Linked DNA regions of Homo sapiens: region 2 is linked to region 1. Evidence: chromatin loops called from intact Hi-C (ENCODE). Cell type or tissue: mesothelial cell of epicardium. All regions are shown on one strand. Region 1 has its middle 28 kb from the start of JRKL. Region 2 overlaps MTMR2 (myotubularin related protein 2).

Region 1 (4,000 bases):
TGTGCTACAAGAAATGCTAAAGGGATTTCTTTAATCTGGAAGAAAAAGATGTTAATGAGCAATAAAAAATCATCTGAAGGCACAAAACTCACTAGTAATAGTTAAGTACAGAAAAATCATAATATTATAACACTTATCATGGTGTGTAAACTCATATTGTATGTAGAAAGACAAAAGATGAAGTGATAAAAAATAAGTACAATTTTTAAGACATAGTGTAATAAGATAAATAAAAACAAAAATTTAAAAGTTGGAAAAAAGTTAAAATATAGCATTTTTATTCGTTTTATTTTTGCTTGTTTGTTTATGCAATCAGTGTTTGGTTGTCATCAGTTTAAAATAATAGGTTATAGGATTATTTGCAAGCCTTATGATAACCTCAAATCTAAGAACATACAATGGATACAGAAAAAAATAAAAAGCAAGAAATTAAAACATACTACTAGAGAAAATCACCTTCACTAAAAGTAAGACAGAAAGGAAGGAAAGGAGGAAGAGAAGACTACAAAACAACCATAAAACAAATAACAGAACGGCAGTAGTAAGTTCTTACTTATCAATAATAACATTGAATATATATGGACTAAACTCTCCAAACAAAAAGACATAGAGTGGCTGAATAGATGAAAAAACAAGACCCAATGATCTCTTGCCTACAAGAAATGCACTTGATTTATAAGGACACATGTAGACTAAAAATAAGGGGATGAAAAAAGATATTCCATGCCAATGGAAACCAAAAAAGAGCAGGAGTAGCTATACTTAGACAAAATAGATTTCAGGACAAAAACTATAAAAAGAGACAGTGTTGGTCAGGAGATCGAGACCATCCTGGCTAACACGGTGAGACCCCGTCTCTACTAAAAATACAAAAAATTAGCTGGGCGTGGTGGCAGGCGCCTATAGTCCCAGCTGCTCAGGAGGCTGAGGCAGGAGAATGGTGTGAACCCGGGAGGTGGAGCTTACAGTGAGCTGAGATCGCACCACTGCACTCCAGCCTGAGCGACAGAGCAAGACTGTCTCAAAAAAAAAAAAAAAAAAAAAAAAGAGACAGTGTTATTATTATATAATGATAAAGTGGCATATTCAGCAATAGGATGTAACAATCATAAGTATTATATACACCCAACACTGGAGCACCCAAATATATAAAGCAAATATTTTTAAAGCTAAAGCAGGAGATAGACCCCACTACAATAATAGATCTTCCAGACAGAAAATCAACAAAGAAACATCAGACTTAATCTGCAGTATAGACCGAATGGACCTAATAGATACTTACAGAACATTTTATTCAACGGCTGCAGAATACACATTGTTCTCCTCAGCACATGGATCAATGTCAATGATAAACCATATGTTAGGCCACAGAACAAGTCTTAAAATATTCAAAGGCTGGGCGCGGTGGCTCACGCCTGTAATCCCAGCACTTTGGGAGGCGGAGGCGGGTGGATCACGAGGTCAGGAGATCGAGACCATCCTGGCTAACACGGTGAAACCCTGTCTCTACTAAAAATACAAAAAATTAGCCGGGTGTGGTGGCGGGCTCCTGTAGTCCCAGCTACTTGGGAGGCTGAGGCAGGAGAATGGCGTGAACCCGGGAGGTGGAGCTTGCAGTGAGCGGAGATTGCGCCACTGCACTCTAGCCTGGGGGACAGAGCAAAACTCTGTCTCGGGGGAAAAAAAAATTCAAAAAATTGAACTAATATCAAGTGTCTTCTCTGACTACATGGAATAAAACTAGAAATCAGTAACAAGACTAATTTTGAAAACTATATAAACACATGGAATATAATATGTTCCTGAATGACCAGTGGGTCAGTGAAGAGATTGAGAAGAAAACTGAAAATTTTCTTCAAAGAAATGAAAATGGAAACATGACATACTCAAAACTATGAGATATAGTGAAAGCAGTACTAAGAGGCAAGTTTATAGCTGTAAATGGTTACATCAAAAGGAAGAAAAACTTTAATAACCTAATGATTCATCTTAACGAACTAGAAAAGCAAGAGCAAACAAAACCCAAAGTTAGTAGAAGAAAAATAATAATAGGTCAGAGCGGAAATAAATGAAATGGGAACAAAGCAATACAAAGGATTAGCAAACAAAAAGTTGGTTTTCTGAAAAGATAAACAAAATAGACAAACCTTTAGTTTAACTAAGAAAGAGAGACAACCCAAATAAATACAATCAGAGCTGAAAAGGGATACATTACAACTGATACTGCAGAAATTCAAAGGATCATTATGGCCACTATGAGCAAATATATGCGAATAAATTGGAAATCCTAGAAGAAATGAACAAATTCCTAGATACATACAACCCACCAAGATTGAACCAAGAAGATGTACCACTTGAATAGTCAAATAACAAGTCATGAGATTGAAGCTGTAATTTAAACAAATCTCCCAGCAAAGAAAATTCTGGGACCCAAAGGCTTCACTGCTGAATAATACCAAACATTTAAAGAAGAAGTAATACTAATCCCACCAAACTATTCCAAAAAAATAGATAAGGGAATACTTTTGAACTCATTATATGAAGCTCATATTACCCTGTATTGAAACCAAACAAAGATACATCAAAAAAAGAAAACTACAAGCCAATATCCCTGATGAACATTGATGCAAAAATCCTCAACAAGATACCAGCAAACTGAATTCAGCAACTAAAAAGATCACCAGTTAAAAAGACCATTAATCATGACCAAGGGAGATTTATCCCAGGGATGCAAAGATGGTTCAACATACACAAAACAATCAATGTGATACAGCATATAACAGAATGAAGGACAAAAACCATGTGATCATTTCAACTGATACTGAGAAAGCGTTTGATTAAATTCAACATCCATTAATGATAAAAAGCCTCAAAAACTGGGTATATAAGGACTGTACCACAAAGTAATAAAAGCTATGACAGACCCGCAGCTAATATTATACTGACTGAGGGAAAACTGAAAGACTTTCTGCTAAGATCTGGAACATGACAAGGATGCCCACGTTTACCACTGTAATTCAACTGGAAGTCCGCGGTAGAGTAGTCAGACATGGGAAAGAAATAAATGACATCCAAATTGTAAAGGAAACAGTAAAATTATCCTTGTTTCCAGATGATGTGATCTTATATTTGGAAAAACCTAAAGACTTGACCAAAAACCTATTAGAACTGATAAACAAATTCAATCAAGTTGCAGGATACAAACTCAACATACCAAAATCAGTAGTATTTCTATATGCCAACAGTGAACAAGCTGAAAAAGAAAAAAAGAAAGTAGTACCATTTACAGTACTACAAAAAAATACACAGGAATTAACTTAACCAAAGAAGTGAAAAATCACTACAGATATGGTCTGGCTCTGTGTGCTCACCCACATCTCACCTTGAATTGTAATCCCCATAATTCCCACATGTCAAGGGCAGGACCAGGTGGAGGTAATTGGATGATGGGGGTGGTTTCCCCTACACTGTTTTTGTGATAGTGAGTGAGTCTCACAAGATCTGATGGTTTTATAAGCGCCTGGCATTTCCCCTGCTTGTACTTACTCCGTCCTGCTTCCCTGTAAAGAAGGTGCCTGCTTATCCTTTGTCTTCCACCATGATTGTAAGTTTTCTGAGGCCTCCCCAGCAATGTGGAACTGTGAGTCAATTAAACCTCTTTCCTTTATAAATTACCCAGTTGGGGGTATTTCTTCATAGCAGTGTGAGAATGGACTAATACAGCTACAAAGAAAAGTATAAAACATTGATGCAAGAAATTGAAGACGACACACACACAAAATAGAAAGATATTCATTTTAATAGACTAGAAGAATCAAAATTGTTAAAATGTTCATACAACTCACATTACTTGACTTCAAATTATTCTACAGAGCTATAGTAACCAAAACAGCGTGGTACTGGCATAAAAACAGACACATAGACCAATGGAATAGAATTGAGGACCAAAAAACAAATGCATACATCTACAGAGCAATCATTTTTGATAAAGGTGCCAAAA
Region 2 (4,000 bases), 510 kb before region 1:
ATGACCTTTATCTCTAGCTCTTCTTAAAGGGTCTTTTTACCTTTTATGCTTACTAAAGCCTAGTTTTTACCTGAGGACACTGTTCCCCAACAGCCTTCTCAGACAGAAAAATAAGCCCTTTTATTTTCTCTCCAATATTCCTCTCCCACCACTAGGCCTGAAAACTGGGCCTTGTCCCTCACTGCCACTTTCAGATTCTTCTACCTCTCTGTCTCTAAAAACCCCAAGTATTCAACCTCATGCCATCAGACTACAGCATGTACCACCCTCTTTGTTGACATCATTTGCCTGTCTCTAAGTCACTCTCTCTCACTCCTTAAGACTTTAGCTTCAGGCTTACCATAATTCTTTCCAGTGCTGCCAACTGCTGTAATTCTTACTGATTCCAATTTACATAAATGAGCATTTAAACACCTTGGCCATTCAGTTAATCGAATTCCTCTTCCGCAATGATCTTGTCTTCCATTCTACCTCAGCCATTCACCTCAATGATCATATCCTCCGGACTGGCATTACCAATTAACTGCAATCACTCCCTAATTTAAATTTCAAACACTCTACTGTCTGACCATCAGCTCTTTTTCTCTAGTACCCCCAACCAACACTTCGAATTGTTCAATTTCACCAAAACCTCCACTGTTCCTACTACACTCCAGAGTACCTATTTCATGTTCTCACTTCTCGCTTTTCCCAGCTTTTAAAACTCCATGCCTGTTATTACAGTCGTTCCCTTGCCCTTGCTTACTTCATAGTACTTACTTGTCAACACGGAAAGCTGCTTAAAGCCAACTTTCTGACTATTCCAGACCATACCCACACAGTTGAACGAGTTGACAGAAAAAAAACACCACCACAGAGCGTGGACTCATTTTGAATTCATGGCCGCTTACCTCAACTAGACCCTTAATACTGCCTAGATATTACACAACATTTCTCTAGTTCATACACTCTCTCATTCTGCTAGATTACTATTTCATATTTTCTTTGCTTTCTTCACCCTGTATCATCCTCTCCACCCTGAATTTCCTAGATGCTCTAACTTCCTGTTTCACTCAAAAATACAGAACCAAACACAGATTTTCCACAAGCTCTCCAACTATAACCTGTGTGCACTGTGCACATATATTCTGCCTTGCTTTCTCTTACTATGGAGAAATCATCCATATTGCCATTAAATACCCCTCATTAGGCCAGGCATGGTGGCTCATGCCTGTAATCCTAGCACATTAAAAGGCTGAGGCAGGCGGATCACGAGGTCAGGAGATTGACACTACCCTGGCTAAGATGGTGAAACCTCGTCTCTACTAAAAATACAAAAAAATTAGCCAGGCGTGGTGGCACACGACTGTAGTCCCAGCTACTCAGGAGGCTGAGGCAGGAGAATCACTTGAACCCGGGAGGTGGAGGTTGCAGTGGGCCAAGATCACTGCACTTGATCTTGCCAAGACCACTGTACTCCAGCCTGGGTGACAGAGCAAGAGTCCATCTTAAAAAAACAAAAAACAAACAAACAAAATCCCTCATTAAACTCTATCTCCTCTTGTTTACACAAGAAAATCTCTCCAGCAATTCTCTCCTCCAGTTACTGCATCATAAAATTTTCCCTCTCTACTCAATCTCGCTAATCAGCATAGAAACAAAGTATTATTTCTCTCATCTTAATCCCTCCAAATAGTGCTTCATTTCTCTGAGCTTCTTTATAGCAAAATTCACTGAAAGAGATGTCTATATGTCAGAGGTGTTTGAACCAGAGCAACTCCATCTTGAATAGGGGCTGGGTAAAATAAGGCTGAAACCTGCTGGGCTGCATTCCCAGGAGATTAAGGCATTCTAAATCACAGGATGAGATAAGAGGTCGGCACAAGACAGGGGTCTTAAAGACCTTGCTGATAAAACAGCATGCGGTAAAGAAGCCAGCCAAATCCCACCAAAACCAAGATAGTGACGGAGGTGACCTTTGGTTGTCCTTACTGCTACACTCCCTCAAGTACCATGGCAATCATGAATAATCCACCCCTTGTTTAGTATATAATCAAGAAATAACCATAAAAATGGGCAAGCCACAGCCCTTGGGGCTGCTCTGCCTATGGAGTAGGTAGCTATTCTTTATTCCTTTACTTAATAAACTTGCTTTCACTTTACTCTATGGACTCACCCCGAATTCTTTCTTGAGCAAGATCTAAGAACCCTCTCTTGGGGTCTGGATCAGGACCCCTTTCCGGTAATATATATGCAGTGCTTCCAATTCCTCACTTCTCATTCTTTCCTAAATCCACTTCAGTCAGGCCTTTGCCTCCACCACACCAACAAAAATGCTTTTGTCAAGGTCATCAATAATCTCCACTTTGCTAAACCTGTTAATACTTCCTCCTCATCTATCAGCAGCATTTAACATAGTTGATCACACCTTCCTCCTTGAAACACTTTCCACACTTGACTTCCAGAACTCTATACTCTTACGGTTTTTCTCCTATTCCCTAGCCAATCCTCTCAGGTCTCCTGTAATGGTTCCATCTCACCTCCTTAACCTCATAACACTGGAGTGCCCCTAAACTCACTCTGCCCTTGAACTTATCTTCTCTACGTACTCCTCCTCTCCTTAATGATCTCATCCAGCCTCACAGTTCTCTGATGTGAAAATACCGTCTAAAGTGTGATATTCTTACACACACACGCACGCACCTGCGCACACACACACACACACACACACACACACACACACACAACACAACACATACCACTGCTTAAAAACAAAAATGCAGGCTGGGGAAAGGGGACCGGCATCCTGTAATTGACAACAGTGCTAAAATGCAGAAAATGAAGTTACTGTTAAAATGCATAAGACATAAATTTAGAGCAAAAAACAAATATGTACGGGGCTAAGAAACAAAAGTAATTTTCTCAGGAAGACTTTCTAGATTATTCCCACTCTTCCTGGATATACGCCTCCCTCAGCACATTCATCTTTAATTCATACCTATTAAAAACTGGTTCTTTGCTAATGTTTTCAAGCAAATTTATGTTTTCTAGTTTGGTGAAATACACAGACTCAATAAATATTTGTTTACCAAGAAATCTTTCTAAACTAAAATCAGAACTCTTTTAGAGATCAGCATTTACAACATATCCACTATATTAAAAACAACAGCAATAAAAATAGTAGGCCAGATATATTCACACTAAAATAAGGAGATAATATATAGGCTCAAAGTAAAGGGATAGAGAAAAACCTACCAAGCAAATGGAAAACAAAAAAAAAAACTATGGTTTGCTATCCTAATTTCAGATGAAACAGACTTGGCCAGGCATCGTGGTTCCGCCTGTAATACCAGCACTTCCGGAGGCTGAGGCAGGTGGATCACTTGAAGCCAGGAGTTTGAGACCAGCCAGGCCAACATGGCAAAACCTTGTCTCCACTAAAAATACAAAAGTTAGCCAGGTGTGGTGGCACACGCCTGTAATCTTAGTTATTCAGGAGGCTGAGGCACGAGAATCCCTTGAACCCAGGAGGCAGAGGTTGCAGTGAGCCGAGATAGTGCCATTACACTCCAGCCTAGGCAATACAGCGAGACTCTGTCTCAAAAACAAACAAACAAACAAAACAGACTTTAAACCAACAATGATCAAATGAGACAAAGAAGGGCATTATATTATTATACCCATTATAAAATGGGTAAAGGATTCAATTCAACAAGAAGACTCAACTATCCTAAATATATATGCATCCAACACAGGAGCTCACCTAGGTTCATAAAACAAGTTCTTAGAGACCTACAAAGAGACTTAGATAACCACACAATAATAGTGAGAGACTTCAACACCCCACTGACAATATTAGATCATTGAGGCAAGAAACTAACGAAGATATTCAAGAGCTAAACTCAACACTTGATCAAACAGACTTTACATTCATCTACAGAACTCTCCACCCAAAAACAACATTCTTCTCATATGCACATGGCACATACTCTAAAATCGACAACACAATCAGCCATAAAAC

The links. Peaks named below come from ENCODE experiments on the same cell type or tissue, not always from the same donor. Only the 100,000 strongest peaks of a DNase experiment are listed, where the experiment ranks them.
Region 2: a loop joins it to region 1, with 18 times the contacts of the local background. A loop is called at or near these places in 1 of 110 quality-filtered maps.

Annotation. Positions count from the first base shown.
Region 1 is chr11:96,415,542-96,419,541 of GRCh38, forward strand. No RefSeq gene overlaps it. Among named protein-coding and RNA genes, the nearest start is that of JRKL, 28 kb to the left of the region's middle. In mesothelial cell of epicardium, no CTCF peak of the experiment used is centred here; no DNase peak of the experiment used is centred here.
Region 2 is chr11:95,902,645-95,906,644 of GRCh38, forward strand. All of the region lies in intron 1 of MTMR2 (myotubularin related protein 2), which reads right to left. Among named protein-coding and RNA genes, the nearest start is that of MTMR2, 19 kb to the right of the region's middle. In mesothelial cell of epicardium, no CTCF peak of the experiment used is centred here; a DNase peak (open chromatin) is centred at 1,834.